Regions from separate parts of the Mus musculus genome. Here all the other regions are linked to region 2. Evidence: chromatin loops called from intact Hi-C (ENCODE). Cell type or tissue: gastrocnemius. All regions are shown on one strand.

Region 1 (8,000 bases), 300 kb before region 2:
TTTGAAGGAATGTGGACTCTGAAACTTTGGATTAGAAAAGATTAACACTTAAGTCAGGGCTTCAGTAGGAACATGAAAGGCAGTGATGCTGAAGGTGACTTGAACTGTGGGGGCCTGGCTCACGAACTTTCATAGGGGAAGGATTTTAGTATGTGGCTTAGAGATCATTATTGTGATAATTTGGCAATAAATGCGGCTGCTTTTGCCCTTGTCCAGAAAGTCTTTCTGAAGCTAAACTGAACAGTTTGGGGTTAATGGCATTGGCAGAGAAGATTTCAAAGCAGTCTAGTATAGACTGTGCTGTGTAGTTATTAATGGTCAGTCATATGCAGATCTACAAAGAAAAGGAGCAAGCCAGTAAGCAGCACTCCTCCATGGCTTCTGTATCCGCTCTGCCTCCAGCGTCCTGCCCTGTTTGAGTTCCTGTCCTGACTTCCTTCTATGATGAAGCCTTCCCTTTCCATTTTGCTTTATGATCGTGGTGTTTCACTGCAGCACTAGTAACCCTATCCTGCTGAGGATAAAGTGAGATTCACACTGTATTAGGATAAAAATATGGACCAAAAACCAAAAATGTAATAACTTATAAAACAGAATGTCTCCAAATGCTGAAGCATCCAAGCTTGACCTGAGATCCCACAGTTAAACTGTGACACACAAAAATGTCATACTACACAGTGACAGATACAGCACATGGAGTTTACAAAAAGTGGCAAACGGGGGAGGGGGAACCACAGAAGGTCAGCATCCACAGAGCTCAGAATTCTCACTATACATAATTTTTTTAAATAAAGTAAAATAATCTGGTAAGATACATTGTGAAAGGAAACTCATGAGGAGGAGAAACAAAGGAAATTCTATGCATGGTACTGAACACATTGGCAAAGATAGGTGCTCAAAGGAAACCTAAACTAACTCGTGAATAAATACAAAGAAACCAAACCAAGTGGCCCTCCTGGAATGGCTGCGGTGTGTGCACACACAGGTGTGTCTGTACTAACAAACTGTTATGCAAACATCTTTGGCAAAACTCAAAAGAAAAAAAAAAAAAAAAACAGAGGCAGGCAGAGGTATGAGCATGTTGGGGAAGGCTGTGTGTTGTGAAGTGTGTTCTCCAGTTGATTAAATATAGGACGTGCAACTAACTCTCCCGGGCCCAGCCCACACAGGGGCTGAGTAGCAGAACAGGGTTCTGAGGATATCATGGGGCTGGAGAGACGGCTCAGTAGTTAAGAACACTGGCTGCTCTTCCAGAGGACCTTGGCTCCATTCCCAGGACCCACATGGCATCTTCCAACCATCCAGAACTCCAGTTCCAGGAGATCTGGTACTTTCTTCTGACTTTCATAGGTACTGGGCACACACAGTACACATGTATGTGTGTGTTGGTTAAAAATGGGGTCCCAGTCAGGCAGTGGTGGCGCACGCCTTTAATCCCAGCACTTGGGAGGCAGAGGCAGGCGGATTTCTGAGTTCGAGGCCAGCCTGGTCTACAAAGTGAGTTCCAGGACAGCCAGGGATATGGAGAGAAACTCTGTCTCGAAAAAACAAAAACAAAAACAAAAACGGGGTCCCGTGTCTGGCTCACCACGGGTCTAGGGCCACTCATGGAGGCTGATGTGGGAAGTTTGACTGTGCCGCGGACCCCATGCAGCTGCAGCCACTGCCGGGTGGGCGTCAGGCTGTGAGAAGCCGCAGGACTCCGCTCTGGGGATGGGGAAGGCGCAGTCTGAGGTCCCAGTGGATCTGCCAGCGTTGGCTCAGGGTCCCCAGGCCCGCATGGAGGCCGAGGATGACAGTTTCGGGCTTTCAAACATCCCAGACACCGCTGTATGCTTCAGAAGAGCTGAGAACAGAGCGGGGCCCACGGGTGGGCTCTGGCCCAGGGTTGAAGGGAAAAGGACAGGGAGGAGAGCTCCGGCTGGGTCCCGCGGGGAGGGGAGTCCTTGTCTTGCTTAGGCTGGTGGCTTGGTGGTGAGCAGCTTGTCTCAGCTGGCTGCCTTGGCTGAGAGGACAGAGAGGCCTCCGGCATGCTCCTTAGAGGGAGACCTGCTCCATTGCTCCAGCACTGCGGATCCCCCTGAGAAGAGGCAGTCCATGGTTTTAAGGTGTTTATTAAAGAAGGGCAGAGAGAGGGAGAGAGTAGAGAAGTAGAGGCCGGCAATGGCCACAAGGAGAGAGGGGAGAAGGGAATGAGGAGAGAGGGGGAGCAAGAGGGCAGGAGAGAAGCAAGCAGGAAGCAGGAGTAAGTGAGGGAGGAGGGGCAAGCAGTTCCTTTTATAGTGGGCCAGGACTACCTGGCTGTGTTGCCAGGTAACTGTGGGGGTGGAGTCCAGTCAGAATGCCAGGAACTTGGGGCATTGCCATACATGACTAATGGCCACACACCTCTCTGCTGTGGGAAGGGGCTGTGGGAAGCTGTAGCTAGGACAGGACCCAGGAGCCCAGGAGCCCAGGAAGCATGGCTGAGAAGTCACCTACAGGGTCACCAGGGTTTAAAGCCTGTGCTTGACCGGGGACCAGGCTGCCTGTGCACAGCTCACTGCCCCACGTGTGTGTGTGTGTGTGTGTGTGTGTGTGTGTGTGTGTGTGTGTGTAAAATACATGTATATATATTTATATGCAGGCAAAATATACAACACACACACACTATAAAACGACCTGTGGCTATGGCTACAGCCCCTTTTTTTCTTTTGCAATGAGCATTTGTGCTTCCTCCCTCCTCCCTCCAGGCCTTTATGATTTTCCACCTTTTCATTAACAAAACAACAAGACCACTTAGCATCTATTTTTTGTTATTATCTTCTGACTTATCAACCTTTTTGCACTGGTTTCTTTTTAGTTGTGTGTATTATATGTCTGTAAGAGGCTGTGCGCACATGACTGCAGATGCCCTCAGAAGCCACAGTCATGGGATCCCCTAGAGCTGGGCTTACAGGAAGGGGTAGCCTGAGCCCTGGGAACTGAACTGCAATCCTCTGCAAGAGCAGTGCTCCATATCAACCGTCAGGTCCTCTCTCCAGTCCCCATACTAAGCTCTACCTTCTATGTGGAGTGACTTAATTGGCTGATGATCCCCCAGCTGTGGACTCTGTGATGTCCTTGCTTTCTATCAACGCTGATTTCCTGCTAACTGCATCTGAGATGTAGCCATAAGTCACAGGTGCGGAAAGCAAAGTTCTGTCACTTGTCATAATACATAATTCTACTTTTTATTAAAATCTCCTTCAAATGAAGAAGTGACTTCACATTTTCAAAGGAGATTTGTTTTTATTTTATATAAATGAGCATTTGCCTGTGTGTTTGCCTGCTACCCTTGGAGGCCAGAAGAGGGCGCCAGATCCCCTGCAACTGAAGACCGTTGTGGGTCACCCTGTTCCTCTGCAAAAGCAACAGTGCTCTTACACGCTGACCCCTCTCTCCTGCCCCAGGTTCACATTTCTGAGGATCCAAACGTGGCGTTGGGAAGCCATCTTCCCTGTGATGATTTCGTTCTATGGCTTTAAGAAACTTTCCCCGTGAGTCCTCTGTAACTGCAACCAAAGAGCCTGGGAAGAGTGACCACTTCCACCCGGGGGGATGCAGGCTCTACTTATACACAGTCAACGGTATGAATGTTTTGCCCAAACCTTCCTTGAGCCTATGAGAACCGTTGGTCCATCTGTTACTACAAGAGAGGGGAGGGTGGGCAGCTTCTCTGACTTCAGTCTCTTCTCAGGCCTCCTCATAGCTTTTACCTCACAAACTTAGAAGCTATGTCTGATTCAGAACTCTGATACTTTTCTTCATCTTCCTATATTTTTTTAAAGTTCTTCGGGGGGTATTTTGAGGAGATAAAGAGGAAATGGATATATGATTAAGATGCATGCATAAAATTTTAAAGATTACATTAACATGACAATTTTTTAAAGGAAACATTTTTCCTTGCAATGCATTTTTGGTACTGTGCTATCCTCTGATGTTAGCATCGCTCCTTTGTTTCTGCTTAGTAAGCATGTTTGTGGGTTATTATTCCCATTGCCCGGTCATTCTCATGTCATCTTTTAGATGACTCTAATTTCTTCCATAAAGTCCTTAAAGTACTTAGTTTTGTAACATATAATCACCTAACAGCAAGCTCCTCTATCCTATACTACAGTATAGATATTATTTTTGTACTTCTGTCACTACCAATGATTTTTGGAGGGAAAAATCTAAACAGGAATAAACAAAAGGAACCTCAGTCCATCAGCTAAAACTTCACCTGCCCCATCAGGAGTGAAGACATTCCTAAGAAACCCCTCCTGTCTGTCCCCCTCCTGTCCGTCCCCCTCCTGTCCACCACCCCATTGGTTATCTGATACTGGACTTTCCCAGGATGCTATGCTATGTGAGAGGATCCGAGGAAGCCCTGGTGCCCAGCAAAGGAGAAAGCGGTTTCATACCATCTGTACTGGCTTGTTTTGTGTGTCAACTTGACACAAGCTGGAGTTATCACAGAAAAAGGAGCCTCCCTTTAGGAAATGCCTCCATGAGATCCATCTGTGGGGCATTTTCTCAATTAATGATCAAGGATGGAAGGGCCCATTGTGGGTGGGACCATCTCTGAGCTGGTAGTCCTGGGTTCTATATGAAAGCAAGCTAAGCAAGACAGCGGAAGCAAGCCAGTAAGTAACATCCCTCCATGCCTCTGCATCAGCTCCTGCTTCCTGACCTGCTTGAGTTCCAGTCCTGACTTCCTTTGGTGTAGAAGTGTAAGCCGAATAAACCCTTTCCTCCCCAACTGCTTCTTGGTCATGATGTTTGTGCAGGAATAGAAACCCTGACTAAGACCCCATCTGACAACTTAAGATCCACCTTTCAGAAGAGATGAAGCAGAGACAGAGGCAAAGTTGGGGCCAGGACCTGAAGCAGCACGGCCTAGATTAATTACCCATGCCTCAGCCACACCCTGACCAGCGCTGCCTCGTTATACACGCCTCAGCCTACTATTGAAATCAGAGCCTCCTTTCACATGGAATGTTCGTGTGTTTCTCTTGGTGCAGACGGGGCTACACTGAATAAGCTGCTCTGCCCAGGTTTGCCCTGCCACCTGCCTCTTTAACGGGCTTGTTGAGAACAAGCAGGTCAGGATACAGGAGCTGATGCAGATGCCATGGATGGGTGTTACTTACTGTCTGAACCCAGCTTGTCAGAGCTGCCAGCGCCCAGACCTTGACTCTAAACCCAATAACATAACTCCAGATGTTTGTTTTTAAGTATAGCATATGAATTGAATAATCTAGTTGGTAAAGAAGCCATATACATCCTATCATTATATATATTAATAAATTTAAAAATCAACTTTAGATATGTCAATGATATTAACATGTTGAAAGGGTTTTCAATGCACAGAATTTCTTTTTTCAAAATCAAACACAAAATAAGCTTCTCTTCTTAGGGTCTTAACACTTCTAGGAAACCGGGCGTGGTGGCGCATGCCTTTAATCCCAGCACTCGGGAGGCAGAGGCAGGCGGATTTCTGAGTTCAAGGCCAGCCTGGTCTACAAAGTGAGTTCCAGGACAGCCAGGGCTACACAGAGAAACCCTGTCTCGAAAAAACAAAACAAAACAAAACAAAAAAAAAACAAAACAAAAAACAAAAAAAAACACCTCTCGGGCACTTCCTGGAGGAAGGCTGGCCAGGTCCTACCTACATTAAAGAGAATGCCCTCCCAACCCACACCCAGAGCGGGCTTTCCCCCAACCTGCACTGCCGGCCACACCCAGGCCCCCAGCTCCGGTCTGAGGAATCTAATCGTTAGGACAAGCTCTGCTCAAAGGGCCCAAGACAAAGGGGAGGAAGCAGAGCAGTGTGGACCCAGCTCCGACTGCACCAGAGCCACTCTCCAGGTAGATGACCAGGGGACAGGACAGGGGACAGAGTCTGCAGTCCATCATTGGAGTGCCAAGCCAGGAACACTCTTCTAAATTATTTCATCTGCATATATGATTCTAGATGCCCCCATGTGAGGCCAGCCGGGCACACATACTTATCTCTGTATCACAGCTGATATGTCGGTTCTAATGGCAGAAAAGTATTTGCTGTGCAGCTGCTGAAACAGATGGGAACAACAGCCTAGATTACCAAATGATAAATCAGTTGTTATAAATCGGAAAAGCCTTGTCACACAAGCCTTGAGACACAGTTGACTCTCTAAGACATATGAGCACCATTTGGCCCTGGAGTTGTTGCCAAGGCCCACATGTTATGCATTCTGACAGCTGGCCACTAGGGGAACCAGTTAGTCACATTCCGTTTCCTTCCTCAACTTGCCCAGACTAGATGTGGTTCAACCTGATCCTGGCTTGGGCTGGGAAGCACTGGGGTCCTGCCTTCCCGACTCTGCACCCCATGCTTGCATTTGAACATTCTGGATTCCCACTCCAGGTCATATTCCCAATAGTAGGCGGTTCTCTCTCGGGCACAGACAGCCCATTTCTAACCCGTCACATGTTCAAAAAGCTTTACCTTTTCCATGTTCAGAAATTCTTCATCTAGCTTCGTTCCTTCGGCACCACTTATTTTTTCACTAAACAGCTGCAAAAACAAACACAAATGCTTTCACTGAACAAAGATTCTCTATATTCCTTTCATTGAAATTAGTGACAAAAATCTTGGCTCTGGCGTTGTTGGATTTTTGGTTTTCTGTACACTGGGGTTTTGCCTGCATATCTATCCCTGGAACATTAGTTACAGACAGTGAGCTGCCATGTGGGTGCTGGGACTCGAACCCAGGCCCTCTGGAAGAGCAGCCAGTAATTTTAAAGGTTCCTGAGTTCGAGCCCTGGAGCCCACGTAGAGGTAGAAGGAGAGAACCAACTCCACAAGGTTGTTCCCAGACTTCTATATGTGCACTGTGGCATGCGTGCGGGTGCATGCACACACACACGCACACCACAACAGCTACTAATGAGAAAAGAAAAGATCATGGAACAATGTACACTTCCCATTTGTCTAAGCTTTATCATGCACCCATCCTCATCAGATGGCACAAAGCAGTTCTAATACACGCAGTGACAAGACAGCTAGGGACACAAGAGTGACAAGAGTTAGCAGCACCCCAACAGCCTGAATGTAAGAGACAGGCGGTAAAAACGGACAAATACTAGGACCAAATGCAAACTATTATCAATTCATCAACTTGACAGACTCTCAGGGCTGCTTAGAAAGTATCTCGTCTGCAGAGCAGGAGGCAGATCATTCAAGACCTGACTCCTAGAATGCGTGGCATTTGAGTTTGTTTTTTAAGGACAGTGACATTTCAGTGTGCAGCACAGCGGGAAAGGTCTTCTGGGATGTGGTGGTGTTTTCAAAAAGGAAAACTGAGAGGAATGGGAAGGGTGGTTTGATACTGAGCACAGTTCCTATCCTTTGTGGCTATCTGTACAATAAGAGAGGCTTAGCAGCATCCCTGCTGTCTACCGCTAAATGATAATAGAAGTCATGTGCTCACTGTGCACACTCATGTGCACACACACAAACACATGCACACATCTGCCACACCACTCTGACCACCAAAAAATGTCCCTAGATAATGAGAGATCAGTGTGCTCACAAAACAGTAAGGAGTTTCACTCCCAAGTGAAGACTGCTCAAGGGGAGGACGGAAGAAGACATTGAAAGGGAGGCAGAGGCCACAGATCGCAGCCTGGCAAGCCAGAGGGCATGGCAGACAGGTCTCTAAAGACCAACACAACCACTTAGAGAAGCCTTTCAGAAAAGTGACTCCGGCCCCAATGGATCTGGCTTCGTGAACAAGGAGAACGGACTGCCATAACAAAGCGTGTTGTCTTTAAAAAGTACTTCACTGTGATTTACTTATGGCTTTAGAGTGTTGACACATGTATAAAGTCGCAGTAAGTAAGTTAAGGGGACTGCAGATCCCTTACATACAGGCACGGTTTCGTCTGACTGCCTGCCCTACTCTCTCTCTCTCTCTCACACACACACACACACACACACACACACACACACACAC
Region 2 (8,000 bases):
GGGGGTGAACCGGGCAGTGGTGGCGCACGCCTTTAATTCCAGCACTTGGGAGGCAGAGGCAGGCGGATTTCTGAGTTCGAGGCCAGTCTGGTCTACAGAGTGAATTCCAGGACAGCTAGGGCTATACAGAGAAACCCTGTCTCAAACAACCAAAATAGGCTGCCTATCACAGTCCCACATCCTGTGGTGCTACACACAATCTAGCGCTTCTTTTCCTCACTCCAAGAAGGCAGCAGTCAACAAATTCCAACACAACTACCTTCCTCCTACACTTCTTCATGCCCAGAATGAATTTTTGTTTATCAAGATTGATGGTTCTCAACCCTTGGGGGAGGGACCACCTAAGACCATTGGAAAACAGATATTTGTATTATAATTCATAACAGTAAAATTACAGTTATGAAGTAGCATGAAAACAGTTTTATGGTTGTGGGGTCACCAGAATGTGAGGAATTGTATTAAGGGGTTGCAGCATCAGGAAAGTTGAGAACCACTGATAAAGACAATGCTTTCCTCTTTTTGTCCAAGACTGTTTCAGTACACTACTTCTGTTTGCTCTCAAATTCTCACATCTGGCCTTCACATAGCAATTGCAGGAAGTTCCGCCATTGCACACATTTGACTGCATCCCAACCTCTAGCTGCATCCCACCGCCCTCATGTAGAATCCAGCAAGACCAAGCCTGTCACATATGATTGCAACCATGCTCCATAGCCTGATCTCTACAGTTGTCCCTCTCTCTGGGCTCAGCCTCTTGTGACCCTGCATATGACAGCTACTCTACAGAAAGCGCCTTTCCAACTCCGGCCCACTAGTCCATGGTCTTCCTTTGAGATTCAGCTCAGCAATCATGGTTTGTAGGAAGCCTCTTTTGACTCCTACTGTTTTCTACGGCAGGGTTGAGCACCACATACTCAGGGTCGGCTCTCAGATTTCCTTACCAGGGGTCCTCTTGTCAGTATTCACAGATCTCAGTATTCACAGATCTCAGTATTCACAGACCATGACGGTGACCTCCAGGTTGGTGTCCATCAACAGAGAGAGGCTGAGAGCCCAAGAACTGCTAAATACACAGTATCAAGTCCACTAAGCACTTAGTCCCTGCCCTTAGGAAATTTGGAGTATATCAAGAAAGGGGAGGATTGGGAGGAGGGGAAGGAGGGTGAGTGAGGATGTAAAGTATGAGAGAAGGAAAGAAAGGTTGTAAGCCAAAAATTAAAACAAGAAAGTAATACAAACTAAACTGTTAGAAGACAATTCTGTTTTGTGTTTTATTTGCTATGATCCCTCTCATAGATACCCATTTGTAAGTAACTGAGGGCTAGGGTCAGGACACCTCCCAGGACTTTTCTTCTTTAAGACAAGGTTAAAAGCTCATAATGTTTGTGTTGATTTGAATGAGAATGGCCTTCGTGGGCTCATGTGTTTGAATACTTGGCCCCCAAATGGTGAAATGTTTGGGAAGGATTAGGAGGTGTGGTCTTGTTGGAGGAGGTGGCGGGGGGGGGGGGGCTTTGAGGTTGCAAAAGATAACATTTTGAGTTAGCTGTCCACTTTCTACTTAAGGATCAAGACATGAGCTCTCAGCTGTTCCTGTGGCCTAAGCCTCGGAAACCCTAAGTGGAATTAAAAGCTTTCTTTTGTATTACCTTGGTCATGGTATTTTGTCACAGCAATGAGAAAGTAACTGAGATACTGCTTTCTCAGAGAATCCAAGTTCATTCCCAGCACCTATGTCTGGCAGCTCACAAGTCCGTGTAATTCTAATCCTGGTGGATCCTATGCCCTCCTCTGGCTTCCAAGAGCATGTGCGCATGCACAGACCCACAGAAACACAGAGATTTTTTCTAAAAAGACGAGCTACATAAATGGCTACATACATGCATGTATCCTAAGTGTCAATTGCTTATAGTGGCAAGCCGTCCTTCCATTTATACTCATATTAAATAACTGAGTCTCCACCACACACATGAAGAAAATTTGTCTCAGCAATGATTCTCTCCATTAGCCTCTAAATGTCAGAAAAGCACAAACCTCATTCTTAAGACAAATTTTCAAATAATAAGTTACAGCTCCCGGGAGAAAACCTGCATCATTGCTCTTCATCACAGGGTCTGATCGCACACACTTCAGTCAAACTCCAAAAGCATCTCACTCCCTGTTCTGGTCAGGTGTTCAAAATCAGAGGAGTACAGCTATGTCGTGTTGTCTGTGTTAGGGTATTTCCCCTGACTAAGCTAATAGACGATGTACATTGTCCCTGGTTTCTTAAAACCTTTTTTAGGAACACTTACAGAACACTGCGGTTGGCTTTGTTGTTTGTTGTGTGCATTTTCCTTTGAGATAAAATCTGTGTAGCATAAAACTTACCACTTTAAAGTGTTCTCTTCGATGATTTTCATAGTGCTGTACCACTCTATCTTCCAAATGTTCCAAATGTTCCAAAACGTTTCATCATCCTCAAATAAAACTGTGTCCGCTAAACACTCACTTTTTGGAAATTCCCAGCTCCTACCAGCCCCTAGCAACCACTGATCTACTTCCTGTATCTATGGATTCACCCATTCTTAATACCTCATGGAGATAGATTCATACCATTTGAGGCCTTTTGAAACTTGTTTCCTTCCTGTGTTTAAGGTTCATCCATGTTGTAACGTGTCATTTCTTGATATCACCAGACACTATTCCATTGCATCCACAGAACTCATCTGTTAATTGCATTGATCCACTCATTGGCTAACGGGTATCTTTTGACCCGCTTTACAGCTATTTTAACTGTGAATATTTGTGTACAAGTTTTTGTGTAAATTCATGTTTTTTTTTTATTCTCTTGGGTGTTTACCTATGAGTAGAATTACTGATCATATGTTAACTATATGTTTGAGAACTTGCTAGACTGTTTGAAGGCCCCTGATTCCTAAATGAAGCTTTATACTGGAATCCCCCGTGCAGCTTTTTAAAAGACCAGTTACCCGGTCCGGCCTTCAAAAGTTGTGATGCAGCCTGCCTGGTCATTCTGTGGCCTAGGTGCAAAGCCAGGAAACTCCCCAGCTGATTGTCCCATCCTGGCTCAACAGTTTCTGCTGTAGGCCTGAGAGACCCGGAGATTGTGTCATTAGTCAATAACTCCTGCACTTAACCCCCAAGACAGGAGTTTCAACCCAGTTTGAGCATGTGTTCTGATACACTTGTTTTTCCAGGAATTGTTAAGTGGCTACTTAAGGACACTTCAGAGAAAGGATTCCTACCTGATGCTTTTACACTAGAAATCTGTGTCGTTGGTAAGTTGTGCTTTGAGCCTATTTTGGTACATAGTGGTACAAATTGTACGTGGTGGTACATTTCATAAAGACATTTTCAAATGCATGTCATCTACTTTGGCTGAATTCACCCTCGGTGCCTTCCTCTTTCTTCCTTCTTACTAGGGTCTTTCCTTCCCCCCAATCTCACTTCTAATTTCTTACATGTATGTAAAATATTATTTGATATTTCTACTTTCATGTTTATATATGTAAAGAGTGTGTGTGTGTATGTCTAGATGTCTGTGAGTGTGTATGTTTATGCATCTATATAAAATCTAGGATTCACAAGTGAGAGAAAACATGTAAAATCTGCCTCTATAAGTCTAAGTGTGAATTTTCTCTAATCATAATCATAGTACTTTATCTTTACAGAAGGGCTGGAATACCGAGGTCAAGGGGAAAAGTTATAAAGATACACTGTGGCTTTCCAATCAAAGCTGCTGGCTATTTAGATTATTAGGGAGGAGTGCCCTCTGCCGGAATTTATGGGTTATTGCAATAGGCACTGTGTGCTACTCTGGAGTCCTCCGGATTTAGGAATGTAATTGGAAAGTTTCCTGAGTCTGCCATCCTTGCCCTCCAGTTCTAAGCACAGCTGAGAAAGGACCTGTTCCCTGCACAGTCCCTCTCACAGGAGTTAAGTGCCTTAGATAGAACTTTAATCCAGTGTTCCAGACAACACAGCTTTGTCATTTCCTTGGTGAAACAAAAGCAGAATGGGGAAGTCTGTGTTGTCAGGAACCTATCCTGTTTCCTGCCCTGACCCCTGGCATCACCTTCCACCTCAGCACACCTGGCTGTAAGACCTTAAACATCAACTCTGGAGTTCCCATCTCCTTATCTGTGACGTGGTGGCCCCATAGTGCACGTTGAGGTGTTCTGGGGGAACCTCAGAAATGCCTCGCGTGGCATTATTGAAGGACAGCGAAGAGAATGTAGAGAGAAGCTACTGTGCTGGAGCTCACTCTACTTCATGAGATGGACTTTACTCGATTTCCATCCAATTGCGGTTTTAGGGACTCGGGATTTTTCCTTGGGTTGGGGGGGTTGATGGTTTTTTTTGGGGGGGGTTGGTTTTCAGTTACAGTCCCTAGTGTTGAAACAGGTTTTCACGTAGCTCCAATTGTCCTTCAACTCTTGATGCCCCTGCCTCCACCTCCAAATGCTGGACTTAGAGATGTGTGACATTATAGTCTCCAAGGTTGGTCCTTTTAGGGGTCGTTGTTCTTTGTTTGTGTTCCATGTCTGTTGCGAGAATTCCTTCCATGGGGAGATGTGAACAGTGTCCACCCACTCCTCATAAGGTCCCAGCAACAAACCAAAATATGAATCCACCAAAGTTTACCTGGGGGACTGATGGGCTTATCGGGCTTAGCAACAGCATGTGAATAAAGAGTGTGGGTTACCCTCAAACAGTGGCACTGCAAAGTCCTCAGCAGCATTGATGCTGGCATCTCCTGGTCCCAAGGAAAGAGAATCCTTTCACTTCCCAGTTTATCACCTCCTAAGACTTGAAGTCTCTGAGGCTACAGGCAATGAAGGTAAATTTGAATACAAATGGCTAGGAAGACCCGCTAGAGCCACTGTGGGCACCAGAGGACCTGACAGGACCTCTGTCTTGTCAATGATCATAAGGCAGGCCCTCAGGACCTCTTGCAAGCAGGCACAACTGGTTTGGTGAAAGTGGCAGCTGTTTTGCTCAAAGGGCCACATTCTAGAACACATAACTGCACAGGTACGGTCTACTGTACACTAATTCAATACGGGTGTGTGCCATGCAATGACCTCACCAAGCATTGCCCCTCCTCGGGCATCAATTATCCTTGTGCGGGTGACCTTTGAACTTCCAGTTATCTTGTCATGTATCATAGATTATTCTAGACCATAGTTACTCTACTCCTACCTAACCTCCTACCTTCCCATCTTCCCCTCCCACCTGTTTTTATTCATAGATGCTTTTCAACTTAAGGATTCAGCCATCTTCTTCTAAATCTGCCAGGCTACCGAACTGCACAGGTCTGTCCCACCTTAACTCAACACCCACGTTAGCCTAGCGATACAAAGTCATGCCACACCTTTCCAATATAAAGTGTTGACTGTCTCACTGTATGGGTTCACTTTTGCACCATCATAAAAGGCACAGATCACTAACTATTGTATGGATTGATCCTAAAAAAGGAAAGACTTTTCTCTCCAAAACCATCCAGAAGATGACCTCTAAAGTCCAGGTTTCTCTGACTCCTGCCCCCTGCTCCCCTCTTCCCTGTTTGTCAAGCTGTGCTGTAGAGAACAGTGAGAGCAAGGGTGACCTAGTTTACAGTGAGCTGCAGTCAGTTGCTCAGTGTACTGATGACACCGGCTAAAATCCGTTTCCTAACAAGCTCTATAACTTGTCATACACCGAGGTTCACTCTGCATCTTCTATGAAGAGATTGGTTCAGCCAAATGCAACCTCGTTGGAGCTGGTCAGGAAGACCTGTGACTATACCTTGTTCAGGGGAAGCTGACGCAATCCTTTGAAAATCATTTCTAAAGTTTCACGTGTAAAATGTGACACCTCCCCTATCCCAGGAATGGGGAGGAGGCTCAGTAGACATTCACATTTAAAATAGAAGAGCCCAGGAACAGAGAGGTGGTTCAGAGGATACAGTGCTTGTCATACAAGCATAAAACTAGAGTTCAAATCCCGGCACCCATGTAATGCCGGGTGCGTCTCAGTTCCCACAAGGTGTCAAGAGAGAATAACTCCCTAGAATTGCACACACACACACACACACACACACACACACACACACACACACAAAGAGAGAGAGAGAGAGAGAGAGAGAGAGAGAGAGAGAGAGAGAGAGAGAGAGAGAGAGAGAGAGACCCTGGTCGGATGCTACTCAATGGTAGATAGAGTACCTGCCTAGCATACACAAAGCACTGAGCTCAGGTCCCAGCACCAGAAGAAAGTAAGAGATCTGACACAATGTCCACCCAAATTCTAGACATTGAAGCTGGGCTCCCACTCTGTAACAGTACTTGTGCCTTCCTTCATCAGTGGATTTGCATGCCATGTGTGTAGACGGCTGTTGTTGCTCAGCCTTCCACTGGAGATGCTGCCTATTTTCTTCCTAATGTTAAAATCTGAGAAGTGAAGTCTGCTGGGTTCATACAACGGGTGAGATTTTTAAATTCTCACCGAGTCTGGTAGAATTTTTTGAATCAACAGTAGCTCCTGGGGAAAACCCACTTTTCATATACTTGAGAGGTCCCAGGCTCAGAGCTCAGGAATGAACTAAGCTAACATCACTGTTTCATGATTAATTGTAAACTACCAAATAATTCCTTGGGCTTTTGGAAAGCACCAAATAATTTGCAGGGCACTTCACATGAGCCCCTCCAGGCATGTACTCAAGAATCAACAGATCCAGGACTGTAAACCCAGTCAAAAGCCCATGGCTAGGAAGGTCATAGGCCCTAGTTGGGAACTCATTATTGTTTTTTAGATAAATTGGCATGATACAAAACTACAATCTAAATATCCATGTTTATACTCATAGACAGCCACTCCTCCCATTCTTAATCAGAGAAGCATGCCTTTGCAGTGGATGCAGACTCCCAGCTGCTCGAGATACTTAGCAGACATGATGGTTGAGCACTCAGCCCTAAGCAGGGCATGTATACAGCCTCCTCTGATGTTCAGGGAACACTACAGAAGAGGAAGCAGAAAGAGTGTCAGAGCCAGAAGATAGGGGGAAGAGCTGCAAAATGCTATTTTCAGGACATAACCTAGCCATTGCAGACAGGATTTCACAGCAGCTGGGATTGCTTGCACTGGGTCAGCAACAAGACTGGGGTGCCAGCCTCCCTTGCTCTCGGTTAACTGTGTACCAAACAGTGGCCTGCCCATTCAGCTCCAAAGGGTAGTTATAAACCCAGGGTAAACAGAGGGTGCTAGTTACAAAACAATGTCGTACAAAACAAAAGGTCATGAAGGTGAGGAGACCTGTGGGGTGCGGGGAGTAGAACATCATGGGGGAGATAGTGATGGCAGGGAGAAAGTAAGCAGGATTCACCAAATACATGTATGAAATTGTCAAAGAACATATTTTAAGTTTTTTAAAAATGACTTTCTCCTAGAACTTTATCTTGGGTTATTAATTTGCTATACAAGGCCACGATTATTTCCAGCCTGTACCCCAGTGTAATCTCCACACAGCTTCTTTGGCTGTGATCGGTGAGTTTGGGCACAATGCATACTGTATCAGAGTTGGAAAACCCTACCGTGGAAACTTTTCCTGGGGAAATGTGAACAAATCTCTACTCACCCAGAATAGGGCACCAACTACAGAGCAAATAATAGACCCACCCAAGTCTAGCTGGATGAGCCAATGACTTTATCCGGCTTACGTACAGGTGACCCCCCAAACAGTGATATCCCTACCCAACATGGATGATAACTTCCCCAGACATGGTCTCTCCACCCACTTCATCCAAGCTTCCAAACGCTATATATTCTAGCCCCTCCTGAACCCACATGCCGCAGTGGCAGAATTACAGAGCTGGCAGAGGCATGCAAGGGAGGGTAGCCAGGGTGTTGGTGAGAGTTTAATGACCCCCCCAGCCCCTTCTAAGCAGGGACAGCAACAGCCAAACTTGGGGGCCACTTGTGAGTAGTCACAGCTGCCCTGATGATGGTGATAGCTGCTATCC
Region 3 (8,000 bases), 320 kb before region 2:
AGACTGTGGGTCCAGCTAGGCTCTCCTGCTGGTTTCTCAGTTACAAGAATGTAGACTGGAAGGTTTATATTGTCTAAAGAGAAAGCAGTGTGCATTGACTATAGACTTGAGGAGTAAGCCATTCTAAAAACTTCCACAAATAGCCTGGTAGCCGGAAAGCCCAAGGAAGAGTTAGTTATATAATCTGCATTTGGAGACCCAGGAAAGACTGAGTCTCTTCATTTCATTCAAAGCTCCTCTCAGGAAAAGCTTCGGCAAACACTTTTTCTATACACGTGCTGGTGAAACGGTTGCCTTACTGGGCCTGGAGAGATGGCTCAACACTTGAGAGCACCGCTGCTCTCCCAGAGGACCCACACGGTGCTCACAGCCACAGACAGTGCTCTAACACGGTAAGCATCCATCCACACAGACAAGGTATCCATACACATAACTGGTGTTTTAAGCTCTTGTTATAGCTTATCCAGGACAGTGGAAGAGGAGGGCTGGAGGCAGTGAGCCCTTCCCAGCCCTGATGGGTGAGATTTCAGCCTCTGAATTCCTGGTGCCACAGAAGCATAAGCAGGAAGTCACCAAGGACAGAGCACAGCGCCTTAAATACTTCTCAGCCACTTTCCTCTGTTTATTCATTTGCTTCGAGTAGATGTTTACAAATCCCAATTCCACTCCCTCCTTCTGTGGGTGAGACTGAGCCTGCCCTTAGCAGGATGCCTTACTCTGCCCTAGAACTGATTCTTGAGGTCAGAAGCCCAGGGAAGGGTGCTCGCTCACCCAGTGCCATCATATTTTACGGTGTTCTGGTAGAGGAGCCACGCTGGCTCTACACTGAGACCTGGCATCCATCAACTGAGGTTGTAGAGAGGAGGTGAAATGTTGAGACTTTGGCCCTGGGCCATACCACCAACACAGTTGATCAAAAGGTCGATAATTACACTTACTGAAGGCTCGCACCAGATACCTGGCTCCTTTGTCAACTTCTCAATTAGACAAAGTCCAGACCAGTATCTGCTGTGGCTCAGCTCCCCAAATCTCTTCCCAACAATGATGAAACATCTCCTCCTCTGTTTGGAGGAAGCCATGGCCCTTCTGTTATCTGCTAGCATGCTCTCCCTGAAGCCTCACTTTAACAGCCTGTTCACCAGTTTCCAATTGGTGCAATGTCACGTGTGCAGCACTGTGAACACCGTGTCATGTGTGCAGCAGTGTGAACACAGTGTCACGTGTGCAGCAGTGTGAACAGTGTCACATGTGCAGCAGTATGAACATAAAATGCCCTCGAGGATCGCATACTGAGGGTTTGATCCAAAGATAATGGCAAGATTCTGGAACTTCTGGAACTTTTAAGAGACAAAGCCTAGTTTAGAGTCAGTCAGTCACGGGAGGGATATGGGGGAGAGTAAGGCTGTCCTTTCTCTCTCCCTTTCTTTTCCCACCCTACATCTCCTTGCTGACCACTCTAAGTGCCGCATCTGTCACACCATGATGCTCTGTGGCACCACGGTGGAGATGACGGATCCAGCTGGCCATGGTCTGAGACCTCCATCCCTTGAGACGAAGCTCACATTCCTCCTTTTAAGTTGCTCTCTCAGGTGTCTGTCCCAGTACGCTAAAGTCTGGCCAATTCAGGGTCTAAGAACTGTCAAATCCATCAGGCAGTGTCCCAGCTTGCAGACCTTCTATGTTTGATAAGAATTAAAGGGGCCCAGTCATGTTTACCCAGAGCCACAATGATATCCTAGCGGAAAGCCCAGCCATCACCGACCATTCTAAAGCACAGGTCCCAGCCATGACAGGAAGCAGGCATGGCCACAAAGGCCGACTGACCAAGGGTGGACATGAAGTTGGTGGCTAAGAGGTATCAGAACTCTGTGTTCTACATGATTATGGCCTTGGCCCCATGGACGCAGGGCTGGGGGGGAGGAGGGCGATGGATGAAAGCCAAGGTGAGAGTTTTATAAACCACCCACCCTCAGCAAGGACTATTAGCACTTCTTCTCCAACCACGTCACACCCACAGCGTGTTCTGCCAGCAGTGGGCAATGCTGGAGGCTTTTACACTTTAACTGGTCAACAGGAGAGAGAATGTAAGGCCACAAGGACATGGGAAAGACCAGGGAGACCCCTTCCAAGTCTGGCTGCCGTCACCCCTCAAAGAGAAGAAAGATGATCTGCTAGATAGCACAGTGACCAGTGAGTCTCCTCAGCTATAGACCTAACAATGGGAAGGGGGAGCCAGATCTTCACCCGGCACGTGCTGTTCAAGCTCAGCAAACCACAAATGCTGTGGCCTTTAACACCAAGGCTGCTCTCCTGGGCCATCTTCTGCTACAAAGCCACCCCAGGAACAAGCAGCCCTGCTAAGGACTAAGGCTTCATTCAGAGATGGTTGACTGTCTCTCCCTATATGTCAGGCAGGAACATTCTAGAAACTTCCACTGCAGTTAGGGTTTTAGAGCGTGTCATGTGCATTAAAGTCTTCCGTTCGGTTTAAATACTTACATCATTTTCTAAAAAATTAAACATGCTCCTTTCGGCCAACTCCTTTGACTCTTCAAACTTCTCTACTGCTTGTCTGATTTCTTCCTCGGGGATCTTACCTACCCGCCGCTTTTTATAATCATAATCCAGGCGACGGCCTTCCAGCTTTCTCAGGTGGTGCTGAAACGAGAAAGGAAGTCCTCACTCACTAAGTGCTGAGGCTCACACTGTGGCGTGACTCATGCCCGCCATGATGAGGCTCACCGAGGATGGAAGAGGTGTGACTCATGCTGTGGTGTGACTCACACACTGATGAGACTCACACCACAGTATGTGCTTAAGTGCACACACTCTCTTTCTTATGGCTATGTTCCTTGTTCTGGGCCTAGTCCTGCCCGCTGCTGTTTGAGAGCGTGAGAGCTGCGTGCATACGCAGGTGTTTTGGTCTGAGCCGCGCCCATCCTCTCTCCTTTACCTTCCCCCTCCCCCCACCACCAGCATCAATTCCCTTCCCAACTTCACGTGCTCTTGTAAATCCATGGAGGCCACATAGTCAGTTGTGCAAGGACACAGAGCCACCTGCTGGAGAACTCCTCAAGAAAACTGACCCCTCCATCCCCTAGAGGGAGTCCAGTCCTAAGCTATGGGGTGGGATGCTGTGAGCCTCGGCCCCACCCACTCTTCAGGTAGAAACCAGTTACATCCTCTGCTCTGCACCCTCTGTCTCTTGCTGAAGGCCACCCACCCTGCCTAGCATTCGAAACATTTACAGAAGGACACATGATGGGCGAGGGGTGGGCAGCAGGTGAGAATGAGAGTCTGTGTGGAGAATAAGGAAGGATGCAGTGTCCTCGCTCAGGTAACCCTTCCTGTCTCCACAGGACTCCCTTCCCCAGTTCTGTTAACATACACAATGTCTAACCACCCTAACTCTACAAAAAATAAGAATATTTCCATTGCCAATTCCTCCAAAAACGATGATGATGACGATGATGATGTAGCGTGTCAAGGGATTCTCGACAGGTTTGAATACCACAGGGAGAGATCAACACAAGCAGGAAGACTGGACATGGGGGAAGGAAGATGGGTCTTGGTGGGGTGAGAGGGATGGACCTGGGCCCAGTGTGGAGTGGGCATGCTTTTCCTGGGATGGAAGGAAGGGGTGACAGGTGAGGGGATCCAGAGTTGTCCAAATAAGGAGGGGGACCAAAACAGCAGCTTTCATTTCTCATCCAGCCTTCCCGGGTCCTTCTCTGATGCCTTCTGCTTTTAGAATAAACTCTAAATGCAGGTAAAGGCATCTGGAGTTCTCCAGGACTCCCAGGCTTCTCTCCCTCCATAGCTACCTGGTCTTCCCCTGTGCCCTGGGTTCCTAGACATCCTAACCCTGGCCCTTCAGCAAGATGTGCTGCCTATTTACCCAGCCCAGTCATCCTGGACAGCTCCTCGGTGGCCTTTCCTCATCCAGCTATGCGGAGGATGGTGCCCCTCCTCAGGCGTCCCTGCTCTTCTCTCCAGCATTGGTAACTGCTGTTTTCCTACCTCACGTCTATATGCTTCATCTGTTTGTTGCAGGAACACGCCACATAGCCCAAGTTCTCCTTAACTCATGATCTCGGTGGCTACACTCTTAAAACTGTCTGGGTCTGGAAAGATGGCGACAAGACTCAAATGAGTCTGCAGCTGAAGGGAGATGTCAATCAAGTTTGAAGGCAGTGAGCTATTCTCTACAACACCACAAGAGGGCGCCTGGACCTTCAGCGCCGAAGTCTGGCAGTCTGCATTGCTTGGAGCTGGCTTGGAGCTGGCTTGCACATCTGCAAAAGCAGCCGAGCTGAACGAGACCTGGAAGTTCCCACAGACACCCTGGACAAAACAATTTCTTGCAGGTTTCCAGGATAAAACTGCCAGTTTCTAGACAATGATTTTCTCGAGAAAGAATGAAACAGAATGACCACAAGCACACAACCGATACAGTGTGATATTAGCAATCAAATCTACACCCCAAAGTATGATGTCGTTGTGTTATATGAGAAGTGGCTGCAGAAATATGATATTCAGCCTGGCTCGCAGATGACTCAGTGAGACGAAGAACAGGACAGTGACAGCGGAGCCTGCACCTCCACCCAGTCTGTCTGCCAGGAGAAACGGATCCCGGTACTCTCTCAGGAACCCATATAATATAGTAATCGAGTGCAGTTTTCAACCCTCAGATAAGACTGTGTGGTTGCCGAGCCCACGCAGAAACCTTGGTTTTAAGTCGTGGTATCATGATGAGCAGCAGCTGGCACAGGACAGCCAGGAAGACTCACCCCGATCTCCTTTAAATCTTTGTCTTGCAGTAGCTGCAGTGGGTCAATAAAAGTTTGCTTCACATTAATATCCAGAGAGTCTTTCACCTCAGCCATGAGTTTCAGGGCCTCACCAACATCTACCAACGAGTTGCCTTGAACAGAAGAACACAATGATTCCTTCAGAATGACAGTCTAGGTTGGGGTGACACGGACTGTGGTACAGTGAGGCTTCACTCTGAGGCCTCTGCTTCCTGACTCAGAACGAATGGGAAAAGAAGAAAATCTACCCATTTCCTGCATGTGTACCTGTGGCCTGCCCTCTCCCCTGTCCTTAAGAGTGAGTTCGAGGCCAGCCTGGTCTACAAAGTGAGTTCCAGGATAGCCAGGGCTATACAGAGAAACCCTGTCTCGACAAACCAAGAAAGAAAGAAAGAAAGAAAGAGAGAGAGAGAGAGAGAGAGAGAGAGAGAGAGAGAGAGAGAGAGAGAGAGAGAGAGAGAGAGAGAGAAAGAAAGAAAGAAAGAAAGAAAGAAAGAAAGAAAGAAAGAAAGAGGGAAAGGGAAAAGGAAAGGGAAAGGGAAAGGGAAGGGGAAAGGGAAAGGAAAGGAAGAGAGAGGGAGGGAGGGAGGGAGGGAGGGAGGGAGGGAGGGAGGGAGGGAGGGAGGGAGGGAAAGAAAGAAAGAAAGAAAGAAAGAAAGAAAGAGGGAAAGGGAAAGGGAAAGGAAAGGAAGGGAGAGAGGGAGGGAGGGAGGGAGGGAAAGAAAGGAAGGAAGGAAGGAAGGAAGGAAGGAAGGAAGGAAGAAAGAAAGAAAGAAAGAAAGAAAGAAAGAAAGAAAGAAAGAAAGAAAGAAAGAAAGAAAGAAAGAGAGTTGGAGGGTCAAAGCACTTCCCACGTTGGCCATTAGATGGAGACAAAGTTCTTCTGTGGAAAATCAGGTCTGAAAACTGGCACCAAGGGCTCCTTACAAGATCAGAGATAAAACATCTTTGTAACAATGAAGGGATGGATTCGTTTGTGGGGATCTGTGTTAACCAATTCAGATTACAATGGAAAGAAGGCCTCCCTCAGCTTGCCGTGGGGGCGATAGGAAGCCATTCATTGCACGAGGTCCTAAAGTTCTGGAACCTCCCTGGGGTCTTGGGTATCAGGGATGCCCTGTGGACAGGTGGGGTGGTAAGGGATGGTTCTGGGATGTGGACATCTTTAGTGACTTATACCCTAGTATCTTGAGTGTAACTTGCAAGGCCTTTGCCACCCAGTGTCTGTTGCCATGCACAGTGAGGTTGTGGCACCTCTGAAAGACACACCTGGGGACACTGCATGAAATTCAACTATTTTATTTTATTTGAGATCTTCCAAATTGATTTTGTAAAAACATGGGGATGAGATGCACTCAGTTCCTCAGATTAGAAACCTGAGGGGCCCAGCCTGAGGCTGACTTTCGAGTAAGTCAATGGCATGAGCAGTTCACTCATGTCTAAAACAGGGAAAGCAATGACGGCCTCACCTCATTCTTAAAGGAAGTAAATTCACAGCTGTTTCCTTGCCAATTAGAAGTGGAAACCATCTCTGGAAGTTAGGGTTGGCCAGGAAGCCAGTCCAACCCTCGCAATGTCACTTCTCCTAGGAGGAGAGGTTTTCTAAACTGAGCTGGCTAGAATTTGATTCTGAGTTGTTCCTACATGGAGGAAGGATGTCTTTTCCTAGCTTAGGGACTACTTCCTACCCAGTTGTCTGACCCTGGCACTCCTTGTTGCCAGCACCCAGGTATCCTAATATCGTCCCATTGAGTTGTGGCAGAAACTCTGGAAATATGCCCTGGGGGAACTGTGGAGATGTCCGTCAGTAAAGCACTTGCCATGCACACGTGAGGACCCAAGTTTGACCTCTCCAACCCATGTAATAATATAAAGAGCCAGGCTTGGTGGGGCACAGCTGTAATCCCAGCCAGCGCTGGGGAAATGGAGTAAACAAAACTTCTGAGGCTGGCTGGTCAGCCACACCACGCTAGCAGAACCAACAGCTCCAAGGTCAGTCAGAGACCAGGTCCCAAAATAGAAGGTGGCAAAAGATAGGTGAAGACCTCTAGACTTTACACATGCACAGCCACCCTTATACACACATACACACGTGCACATACACGCACACGCACAGTTAAATTAAAAATAAAAAGGCCCTCTCCTGTCTGCAGGCTTTTCAGAGCTTGGGAATGTGAAGGCAAGCAAAGAAGTGTGTGTGCAGTGTTCAAGATCAGCCTGGTCTACATAGGGAGCTGCAGACCAGCCAAGGGTGCATGGTGAGACCCTGTCTCTAAACAAAACAAAGCCAGCCTGTCTGGGTGGATGGATGGATGGATGGATGGATGAATGGATGGATGGATGGAGAAAATGTGGTGCACACACAATGTAATTTTATTCAGCTATAAAGGAAAATGAAATCTGCAGAAAATTGGCAGTGCTGGAAAACATTATATTTGGGGAAATCAGATTCAGAAAGACAAATGTGCAAACCCTAAATTTTCATGGTGTGTGTGTGTGTGTGTTATGTGTATGTAGCAAGAGATGGAAATGGGTTTAGGTAATAAAACTGTAAGAGGACAAAGAGATCTCAAACGGGGAGGTTGACGACAGTAACTGCAGGAGAGCAGCGGGATGGGAGATGACCAAGAGAGGGGTGGGGGTGGGGAAGCGGAAGGGAGGGTTCCAAAGACTTACACACATCGTGTAGTCTGGTGGGGGGAAAAGAACTCATGGAAGTGAACTCTGAAGAGGAGAACTAGGAGACACGTACACATGCATACCTGTACACATGCATACCTGTGTATACACTGTGTTGTCATCTTTAGAGACACGTGGGAATAAACGAGAGATGCTAAGTGTATGTCAGGGTTTGACTGAGCCTACCCATGGAGATGGAACAATTACTGATGCTAAAGTTTTTCTTTATTTACCTATGTTTCCTGAAACTCCTGCAGTGAATATTACTACTCTGGGAATATGTAAAACTATGAAAATGCAGAGGCACGGGCTCTGTGTATCACCGACGTCCCACCCAGGAGGTGTCCCCACTCTGCCAGCCGGGACAGGGATACCCACCAAAAGCAGAGTCTTCTCCGAGCTCCTTGCCATACTTCAGCATGCAGTCCCCCAGCAAGCCTTCCGTCTGTGGGTAGCCAGTGGCCTTCACCTGCCCTCGGAGCTTCGACACAGTGTTCAGCATTCCTAGCT

The links. Peaks named below come from ENCODE experiments on the same cell type or tissue, not always from the same donor. Only the 100,000 strongest peaks of a DNase experiment are listed, where the experiment ranks them.
Region 1: a loop joins it to region 2, with 9 times the contacts of the local background. A loop is called at or near these places in 40 of 42 quality-filtered maps.
Region 3: it touches region 2 in a loop (9-fold over the local background); 41 of 42 quality-filtered maps call a loop at or near these places.

Annotation. Positions count from the first base shown.
Region 1 is chr7:82,258,691-82,266,690 of GRCm38, reverse strand. Sh3gl3 (SH3-domain GRB2-like 3) reads right to left here. Exons shown (of 9, transcript NM_017400.7): 2 at 6,491-6,559. Among named protein-coding and RNA genes, the nearest start is that of Gm32903, 6.7 kb to the right of the region's middle. In gastrocnemius, a CTCF peak has its summit at 6,245; DNase peaks (open chromatin) are centred at 3,345 and 6,253.
Region 2 is chr7:81,955,689-81,963,688 of GRCm38, reverse strand. No RefSeq gene overlaps it. Among named protein-coding and RNA genes, the nearest start is that of Hdgfl3, 25 kb to the right of the region's middle. In gastrocnemius, a CTCF peak has its summit at 3,786 (motif pointing left); a DNase peak (open chromatin) is centred at 3,787.
Region 3 is chr7:82,270,785-82,278,784 of GRCm38, reverse strand. It overlaps Sh3gl3 (SH3-domain GRB2-like 3), which reads right to left. Exons shown (of 9, transcript NM_017400.7): 4 at 7,869-8,000; 5 at 4,791-4,924; 6 at 2,500-2,658. Among named protein-coding and RNA genes, the nearest start is that of Gm32903, 19 kb to the right of the region's middle. In gastrocnemius, CTCF peaks have their summits at 4,212 (motif pointing right) and 5,681 (motif pointing right); DNase peaks (open chromatin) are centred at 4,232 and 5,743; H3K4me3 peaks cover 491 bases; H3K27ac peaks cover 324 bases.